Linked DNA regions of Mus musculus: region 1 is linked to region 2. Evidence: chromatin contacts called from ENCODE Hi-C or POLR2A ChIA-PET data. All regions are on one chromosome and are shown on one strand. Each heading gives the region's core, a stretch centred on a gene start or an enhancer-like site at or near the end of the contact. The rest is flanking DNA. Distances are from core to core; before and after follow the strand shown.

Region 1 (4,747 bases), core at 818-3,317, 42 kb after region 2:
GGCTTTACAGGGGATCTTAGGGGCGGAGACTCCGTAAGTGAAGAACGGAAGTGGCAGACAGGTCTGCTGAGAGATACACCAGAGAAGTTTCCAGAACCTTGCAGCACTCTGGACTCGGGGCTTGAAAAAGTTGGCCAGAACACCCCAAACCCCAACAATTCAAACGCTTCCTGTCCTCTTTTCACTTCCAAGATTGCCATGTCTGCCCCAGCTGTCTCCCCAAGTCTACCCTGTCAGAAAAAGATAAACTGGGCATCCCTGGGGGGTCCAAGGTCAGGAAAGAAGGCTTAATAGGGTGGGGTAGGAATAGGGTGTGGTGTTATGGGTAGAAGGATTGCAGAAGCAGAAGTCCACCAAGGATATAAACCAAGGGCCAGAGTGGTAACCCCTGGCAGGGGAAGTGGAGTCACCACCCCGACTCTTGTCTGACTGGCCCTTTCATCTAAATGTCACTTTCTCTTAGCAGGCAGAAGGAGACGACATTATTCACCTGTTTTTTTGCAAAGGTGGAAGCAAATTAAGTCATCCACAATCTACCCAGTTTGCAGAAGAGCTGGCCCTCAGATATGTCCCCAAGTCTCTGGAGGACAGGCTCAGGGAGAAGGGCTTAGCTTAATGGACCAATCAGCTCTTCCGTTTCCAGCCCCACCTACCATACACATCTAGAATAAGCTGCAGCTGGTTGCAGAAGCAGTCACCTTAGGCACAGCAGCACTCTGAAGATGTCTTTTATCATAGCACAGTAACTCTATCCCCTGCCACCGCCCTGTTCTCCCACACCTCCTGCACCAGCCGGCCTCTTGTGCTTACCCCGTTGTGATGTCATCGTCTTCTGTCATGGTCTTGCCCATGAGGTCACTGTCACTCATGTAGCCGGATTTGAGGTCCACCTCGTCAGAGTCCAGGGACTCCACCAACTCCAGGCGAGAGATGTGGCTGAGTTTGCTGGGGCTCCGCATCGGCATGGTGTGGGAGTAGTGTGCCCGCTCGCCATGCATGTACCAGGCCGGTGGCCCCTCGGAACGACAGCTCCCCCCAACAGAGGGTGCGTCGCCAGCCTGCAGCCGGGGACTAGACTGGCCGTAGCGCCAAGAGAGCGGAGAGGAGCGGTTGGAGAGACTGGACACGCTTCGGGGGTTGGCGTCATCGCTGTCGTAACAAGGCATCTCCAGGGAGCTGCAGAGAGAGCGGACAGCACAGACTTAGACCTCAGCCCAGCCACCCTGTGCCCTGTTAACTCACTGGGATGCCCCACTGTGGGGCCTGCTAAGTGCATGTTCCTTTGTTACAGGGTATCTCAGGCTGTCAAGGGACAATGATCCTACTAAGTATCCAAGGCACGGATCCCATACTGAGCCTATCCTGTGAGTGTGGCTAGTGTTTAATACCCTTTTTGGTCATTTTTTTTGGTAAATAGCTCAAAGAAAGAAATTAATCTTGCTGGCCCACTGTTTCCTATCAGTGAGACAGGATAATGCCTACCTACCCTATGTAGAGTTGGGAGGACTGTAGCCATACAGATCTGACTGGGCCTGACATGTAGGTGCTCACTGAACCAGAATGAACTAGTGAGGGCTGGGGCTGGGGGTGGGGTAGAGAGTGGAGGCTGCTGGTTCAGAGCTCAGAAGACCTCGACTCTCCACTTTGTTCAGGGTGGATAGACAAGGTAGCCATCACCTCATCTGTCAATGAGCGAAGGACTAGCTGATCCCCAGGTACCAGATCTACGTAAACGTAAAATCGAATGTGGAAGGTACAAGTTTTTAGGAACCTTGGATATTACAGCAGGCCCCAGGAAGAGTGCTCAGCCATGAGCCTGGACATCAGAGGAAGCAGCAGACCTCCCGCCCCACCCTCAGCCCCCTAGGGAACAGACATGGCCTTCACCAGGTAGAGGACCCAGGAAAGCAGATGAAAGAGGTACAGCAAGATTCAGGGTCACAAGCCTTAAAGCCACTAGGCCAGGCCAAGGAAGCCACAGGCAGGCTAATACCAGAGGGCCTGAGGCTAGGGTCCCTGGGTCCTTCTCCCACAGGGCCAGAGAGGAAGTATGGCTGAAATCTGGCAAGAATGGTGGTCAGGGTTTTGGTTCAGTGTAGCACCACCACCAAGCCTAGCAATGGCGCGGCTCCAAATTCTGTGGCTCTTCTCTATCACAGGGCCTGACTGAAGTCAGACAGGGTTGAATCAACGACACGCGTGAGGTATGTGGGCCACCACAGCTGGGTAAACTGAGGCAACCAATGGCTGGACATGGCGTACACAAAGCAAAAGAGTCTTTGATCTGTGATCACTTCTCTTTCACGGGGACATTAGTCACAGGCCACTGGGTTTGTTTGTCTGTTTGTTTTTATGAAGTTGCTTGAAAAAAAGAAAAGCTCTCCCAAATGGTTTCTATTGAGCTGGAGAAAATGGCCTTCCTTCTCCTTAGCAGAACTGGAGGAGTCAGCGGTCCTGGGAATCAGCATTGGGGTTCTTGCAGCTGACCCACGGGAATGAGTGATGTCCTGCGTGCTCTCCACTGGCCTACACCCACCTTTCCCTGTGGGCCCAACAGTCCCAGCATCCTTTGCAGTTCTGCATCAGCTACTAGTTAGGGTTGGACCTCAACACCATCTCCATCTCCTGGGGGACAAAGGAAGTTCCCTGATGTCGGGGAAGCCACGGTCAGTCTGGTTGCTCACCTCCGTATTCTAGCACCTCATGAGGGAGGAGGCAGACCCAGGATGACTGTGCTGAATGTGGTAGGGACTGTCTCACCACAGATGAAGGTCAGGGCCTCATGCAGTAAGTACTTAGCAAAAAGAGGCTAACTGTGAGATGATGATGATGGTGGTGGTGGTGATGATGATGACAGAGGAGGAGCAGGAGGAGCAGCAGGAGAACATGGGGGTACACGGGGGAACTGGCTTGGGTACTTGGCTTCCAACACAGTAGCAAGCACATAAGGAAGTGAGGGCCCCCCACTCACCTCTGCCCCTGGCCTACCCTCTGTGTTACTCTCTGAACAGAAAACGCCTCTCTCCTATTTTGAGGCTCTATTTTGTTGTTGATGATTTTGTTTTGTTTTGTTTGTTGTTTCTTGAGACAGGGTTCTCTGTGCAGCCCTGGCTGTCCTGGCATTCACTCTGTAGACCAGGCTGGCCTCGAACTCAGCCTCCCCAGTGCTGGGAGTCGAGGGATGCAATATAACCATCCAGGTTTTTGCACTAAACCCCATCTCTAGCTCTCAGAGGAAAAGGTTTCTAGCTCACAGCTGATCTTCTGACCTGCAGCCCGAGCCTGGCCCCAGGCTTGCCTCTGGGGTATGGGAGGGGGGAGGTCAGTTTTGTTTCCTCTCCTCACCATCCCTACCTCAGACTTTTCTCACAGAGGGAAACATAGCTGCAGAAATAGAGGATGTAGCCTGAACGTCAAGTTTCCAAAAAGGAACTGAGTCTAAGTCACCCTGTGAGTCCCAGGGGGAGGGTGACCTTGGCAGATGCACCCTTAAACCCCCAAGGCCTTCGGGATGAGACTGTGTTGGCTCTGAAGGCTGGTGCCTCATGCTGTGTAGATAGATGCAGAGCTGCCCACATCAGCCTGTGGGGTCCAGCGTGTGTGTCTTTTCCCCCCAGTCTTTTCTCTAGTTTAGGGGAATATTGCTCCAAGGTACAGGGAGAGATTGATTGATAAAAAGCACTTTAAAAAGCAAAAGAGCCGTAAAAGTCAGGACACTGGTGTTTGGGTTATCCAAGTGTGGACTGGAGCTAATGTAAACTAAAGGCTAAGAGAGGAAGTGACCCGGACGGAGTATACAGTAAACAGAAGACCCAGAGGCCTGTTGGTCCTTTCTTTTCCATAAAGGGAGGCTGGAGCCAGAGGCCCCAAGGCTCTTGTCTCAACCAGTCAGCTTTAGGCTTCCCGACTTCCCTGGGGCCTCAGGGCAGGCATGAAGACACCAGGAGGCTGGAGCAGCTGCCTCTGCCCTGCTTCTGGGGGTGAGTCATTTGGGGTGTGACTCTTATAGCAGCTCAGCAATTCTCAGCTCCTTTGGCACGATCTTGGCCAGTGACTTGGCATGGAGAGATGTCCCAGAAACTTCCTTGGATAGGGGAAAGATTTGTCTATAGGGGGCTAAACTGTTGGATAACAGCTGAGTTAGAGCCTCCACTCTATCTCTATCTGGATTCCTATTTAGGGCTTGTGGGATGGGCAGGGGCTGTACCAAGGCTCCTGAAGCAACACAGACCACTTTCCCCTTACTTCCCTGACTGCCTCCTCCTAGTCCTCAGAAAGATGCTTAGGCATCTGGGACTAAGAGCCAACTCTTTTCTTTCTTTCTTTCTTTCCTTTTTTTTTTGTTTTTTGTTTTTTTGTTTTTTGTTTTTCGAGACAGGGTTTCTCTATGTAGCCCTGGCAGTCCTGGAACTCACTCTGTAGACCAGGCTGGTTTTGAACTCAGAAATCCACCTGCCTTTGCCTCCCAAGTGCTGGGATTAAAGGCGAGTTTCACCACCACCAGGGTAAGAGCCAGCTTTTTCAAGTCAGGGATATGAGTGGGCCTGTAGGGGGTAAGGGGAGGAGAAAGGTCTCAACAAGAAGCCCTAAGGCCAATGGATGAAGGCTCCCAAGGCCGAGGTTCAGCAACAGTTATGTGCTCCCACAGAGACTGCAATGATGCCCTAAAGGTAACAGGTCCTCTGACATTGAAGGCATGAAGGTGTGTCTGGATACTCCTCTGGCTGGCTGTGCCCTGAGCTAATAA
Region 2 (4,362 bases), core at 1,694-4,193:
TCTGTCCCTGGGGTGGAACTAAAGTTCTCAGACTTTACTCTGAGGAGCCCTTCTCACCATCTCCAGGGCCCAACACTAGATCTTTTTTATTTAGATTCTCTTTTTAAGTTTCTTGTCTCTTATGATTTATTTATTTTATGTATATGAGGACACTACAGGGGTCCTCAGACACACCAGAAGAGGGCATTGGATCCCTTTATAGATGGTTGTGAGCCACCATGTGGTTGCTGGGAATTGAACTCAGGACCTTTGGAAGAACAGTCAGTGCTCTTAACCCCTGAGTCATCTCTCCAGCCCCCAACACTAGATCTTTAATCACGTCTCTACATCTGGAACACAAAAACAAAAGACAAAACATTCTAAAGCAACTCTATCAGTTACAGATGGGTAGAAGTTGCAGGACAGGAGAGCCAAAGAGTCAGGTTGAAGTGGAAGGAATTACCTATCGTGGCTGCTTTGACTGCAGAGAAATTGTCTCTGAGATAAAATCATGTCTGTGAGTGCTCCCCGAAAGGCTCCATGCACTCATTCACCCCGGCAAACAGCATGGATGGCGCTTTGTGGGACAAAATGGAGGTAATTGGATTAGAGGTATCAATATGTTTTATTGGGAGTTTCATGTGGCGGAGGGTAATTGTAGGGTAGCAGGGGACAGAGAGAGAAGCGAGGATATAAGGGGAGACATGAGAGACAGTTTCCGAGATGGAGGTTAAGGCTTTGCCATGTCAGCTGGCGGGAGAGCACGCAGCAGAAAGCTGAGCTGTTCAACGGGAGTCTTCTTAATTAGGACCAACTGTGGCTGAAGAATGCTGATTCCGCTGGCCCCGACTTGCCTCGGGTTTCAGAGATTTCCTTTTCGCCTGCCTCAAGCCTTTCCTGTTCTCCTTCTTTGACTTCTTTCAAAGGGGCAGGGGTGATGAAAAAAAAAAATCAAGGCATTTTCCTGTTCAGATGCTCCCAAGCCAGGAAATTGAAAGTCTTCAAGAGTGTGATGTAGCTGGAATTCCAGTTCCAAAACAAAATGGGGGAAACTCACAGGAATGCCATCAAGTTCACCGTAAAAGGAGCCTGCTGTGGAACATGGGACATGTGTTTCTATCTCCACTCTGCTTTGCTACGAACGTTAAATTAGTGTTTGTCCTACCCTCAGTTTCCCCAAGTATGGACACATCATTTAACTCCCACTAACCAAAATGCTCAGAAAGCTAAACATCAAGAAAATTGTAGGGTTTGGGGCAGGGCAAGGTCATACTATGTATGAAATTCACAGAGATCTGCCTGTCTCTCCCTCCAGAGTGCTAGGATTAAAGGTAGATAGATGCACGCCATTAGGCCCTGACACAGACAATACTGCTTTGACCTTTTTTTTTTTTTTCCAAGACAGGGTTTCTCTGTGCATCCCTGGTTGTCCTGGAACTCACTTTGTAGACCAGGCTGGCCTCGAACTCAGAAATCCGCCTACCTCTGCCTCCCTCCCAAGTGCTGGGATTAAAGGCCTGGCCCTCTGCTTTGACTCTTGGTCAAGAAAACGTCTTCATTCTAGAAGTTGGAAGTTGGGTGGCCCCTTTTTTTCTGATGAAGCCACTCTATGCTGTAGACATATGGGAGGATGAACACATTTGATCTGGGTTCATAAGGTACTTCCTGCTGACCCTCCCCGTTCACACTCCCTGACGGCCTTCCTCAGGAGTTCACTGCGCAATTCCAAGGTCTCTGCTAAGGTGGAAAGGAGTGGGTCACACAATGTTTGTATTTCCACATCTCTCACAAACCAACAAGAAGTAAGAGGAATGTGACAATCATTTGAAATGTACAGAAATCTCAGGGAAGGGCCTGTGAGGGCTGGAAAGTAACTGTTTCCAGTTGGCCTCTGCAGGACATACGGTTTCTGTCCCACTGTCAGAAGCAGCAGGAAGGCAATCAAGAGGAACTTGGAGACAAATCGCTATGCTCCCATATAACTTTATTTATGGATATTAGAATATGAATTTCAATTTTTTGTTATGGAGGGGTGACCGGGAAGGGAAATATCATTTGAAATGTAAATGAATAAAATGATTAATTTTTTTTCATATGTCATGAGTCTGCTTTTGATTTTTTTTCAGTCACATACAGATATATATATATAATCATTCTTTAGCTTGTGGGCCATATAAAACAGGCAGTAAGGCAGAGCTGGCCCAGTGGACCTGAGACAGATCTGAAAAGACCCTGAAAGGGGTATAATGGCACACACCTGTAATCTCAGTGATTGGGGGCAGCGTCAGGAAGATTTGTCAAGTGTGAGACCAGCCTGGGCTTCATAGCAAAACCTTGTTTCAAGAAACAATCCAAGAATCAAACAAAAAGCTCTGTAAACCAGACAAACCCTGACAGAAAAGCAATGACTTCTTAGCTTTCAACTTTTTACCAGTCTGGAGCCCTTCTGACCTAAGCTGTCCACAAGTCCCAACAAGACTGCCAGGAGTGTTACTAGTTCCATTTGACTCAGGGACCAAGGGGTGGGGGAGGTGCCAGGCAAGAAAAGAAGCAAAGAGGCCTTAGTGTTGCCTGCACCTCACTCCGGTCCTCCAGTCTAGAAGCAGGTGACAGCTTGAAGCGGGATGGAATTCAAGCCTACTTACTTGTACCTCATGGAATGAATCATGTAAGATTGACAGGGACAAAAGCCCCTTTTAGTCAGAAACGCAAATCCTGCCACATAGACAGGTTGGAAGAAGTCATGTACAGTGCCGGTGCCCTGCACATGTTCTAGGTACACGTATGGCATCAGATAAGAGTCCTGGATATTAAATGGCTGTCATTCATCATAACCTGCCTCAGTTAGCGGAGTGAGTGGTAGGAGGAGCTGGTGGGACAGGATGTGGGCCCTCCATTCATACCCCTGGCTCAGGAATCCCTCACTAAGCGGCTCTGGCAGCCCCTCCAAGAGCTTGAGGCCAGGCTACTGGTGTGAACTGCTGATCTGGCAATAAACACCTAGACCCTGGGAGCTGCACTCTGAGGAGTGAGGCTTCCTACCACAAAACAAGCCAGCTGCCGGGCATTCCCTTTGCATCTCTCTCTCTCTCTCTCTCTCTCTCTCTCTCTCTCTCTCTCTCTCTCTCTCTCTCTCTCTCTCCCAGGATGTCCGTTTTCTCCTGTCTCCTTTCTGTCAAGAAGTCTCCCTCTCCCTCCCGTCCTCTCGCACAGTGCTTCCACACGCATGCATGGACAACATTACCAAGCTTCCTTGTTTAACCAAAAAATTTTGTATGTTGATTCCAAATACAGAGCTTGTGACTCATCCAAGCTTTTCTGCTAATAATTACCCTAATGCTGTCCACATTTAATTTACCAAAGAAAAACAAAATAAGGAACATTAAAAAAAAAATCAGCAAAATAGAAACAAATTCCAAATTCAAAACCTTTCACAAAAAAACCCTCAAGCCCGTCTGTGCAGACGTCACCATACTAAAGGCCAGGACAACTCCTGGGAGAGAGGAGGCTTGGGAAGGTAGGGTCTTGATTCAGTCAGGGGCAAGCAATGTGCCAGTCTGATGTATACCTAAAACAAGGCCATCCGAACCCTGGGGCTCACCATAACCACAATTACTGAAGTGTTTATTGCAAGTTAAACTATGTGTTTTCCATTTCAAAAACAACAGGGATAAACCAACCCACTACAAAGTACAACTGCTTCTCTCAGGAAGCCATTCCCTTGAGATGTCTCGGGAGACATTCAGAGAACAACCTTGGATGAAGAATGCCATTATAATACAAGTCAGATACAGGGATCACACAAAAATAGTTGGTGCCCTTTCTCTAAACACAGAAGGAGAAAAACAAATATCCCAGGCTATTGGAAGAGTTAGAAATGAGATAACAGATGAGGACACTTGGCACAACTCAGCCTGTGTAATCCCCACGAGGCTGACTTGGAAGCTTTGACCCCAGTGACCTGGGCTAGAGTTCTTCATCTCCAAAACTTCTGCAATCTCATTTAAATTCCATTAAATTTATCAAGGATATAAGCTGGCAGTGACCACAGAGATGGGGTTTGGGGGCACAGGATAATGATGATTTTCCTCCCGTTCTGTCCTCTCACAGGGGACTATAGCCCCAGCAGCCTCATGGGATGCTTCCGGTACTTTGTTACGGGGTAGTTTATGGATCCCTCAGCTGGCGGGCACCCTGATAGGATTATTCCAAGAGAAATGACAGAGGGAGGTAGGAGACTTAAGGACAGGCTTCCCTTTGTTGTTGAATTGCTTTTTCATCTAGATTCGACCGTCAAGATTTCCATTGTAGCAGAACGATCCACGTAAGTCTGAGATTGCTTTGTGGGAAGCTGCTGTTCTGTTCACTTAATCATCGGGCAGG

Evidence for each region. A loop is a pair of places that touch in the nucleus more often than their neighbours do. ChIA-PET counts read pairs that join two places held with the same protein, here RNA polymerase II (POLR2A).
Region 1: POLR2A ChIA-PET joins it to region 2 with 15 read pairs in Patski. The contact joins two enhancer-like sites. A Hi-C loop is called at or near these places in 1 of 37 maps with a recorded cell type or tissue (heart). POLR2A ChIA-PET finds 5 or more read pairs at or near these places in 3 of 5 experiments (Patski and embryonic stem cell).

The regions. Positions count from the first base shown.
Region 1 is chr1:135,531,539-135,536,285 of GRCm38, forward strand. It overlaps Nav1 (neuron navigator 1), which reads right to left. Exons shown (of 30, transcript NM_173437.2): 3 at 811-1,176. Gm32940 (a long non-coding RNA gene) reads left to right here. Exons shown (of 4, transcript XR_003948736.1): 4 at 1-1,435. Among named protein-coding and RNA genes, the nearest start is that of Gm32940, 22 kb to the left of the region's middle. Within about 2 kb of position 2,068, at least 2 of the 3 ENCODE cell types and tissues checked have a DNase peak (open chromatin) inside an H3K27ac peak, as active enhancers do.
Region 2 is chr1:135,488,246-135,492,607 of GRCm38, forward strand. All of the region lies in intron 3 of Nav1 (neuron navigator 1), which reads right to left. Among named protein-coding and RNA genes, the nearest start is that of Gm32940, 22 kb to the right of the region's middle. Within about 2 kb of position 2,944, at least 1 of the 3 ENCODE cell types and tissues checked has a DNase peak (open chromatin) inside an H3K27ac peak, as active enhancers do.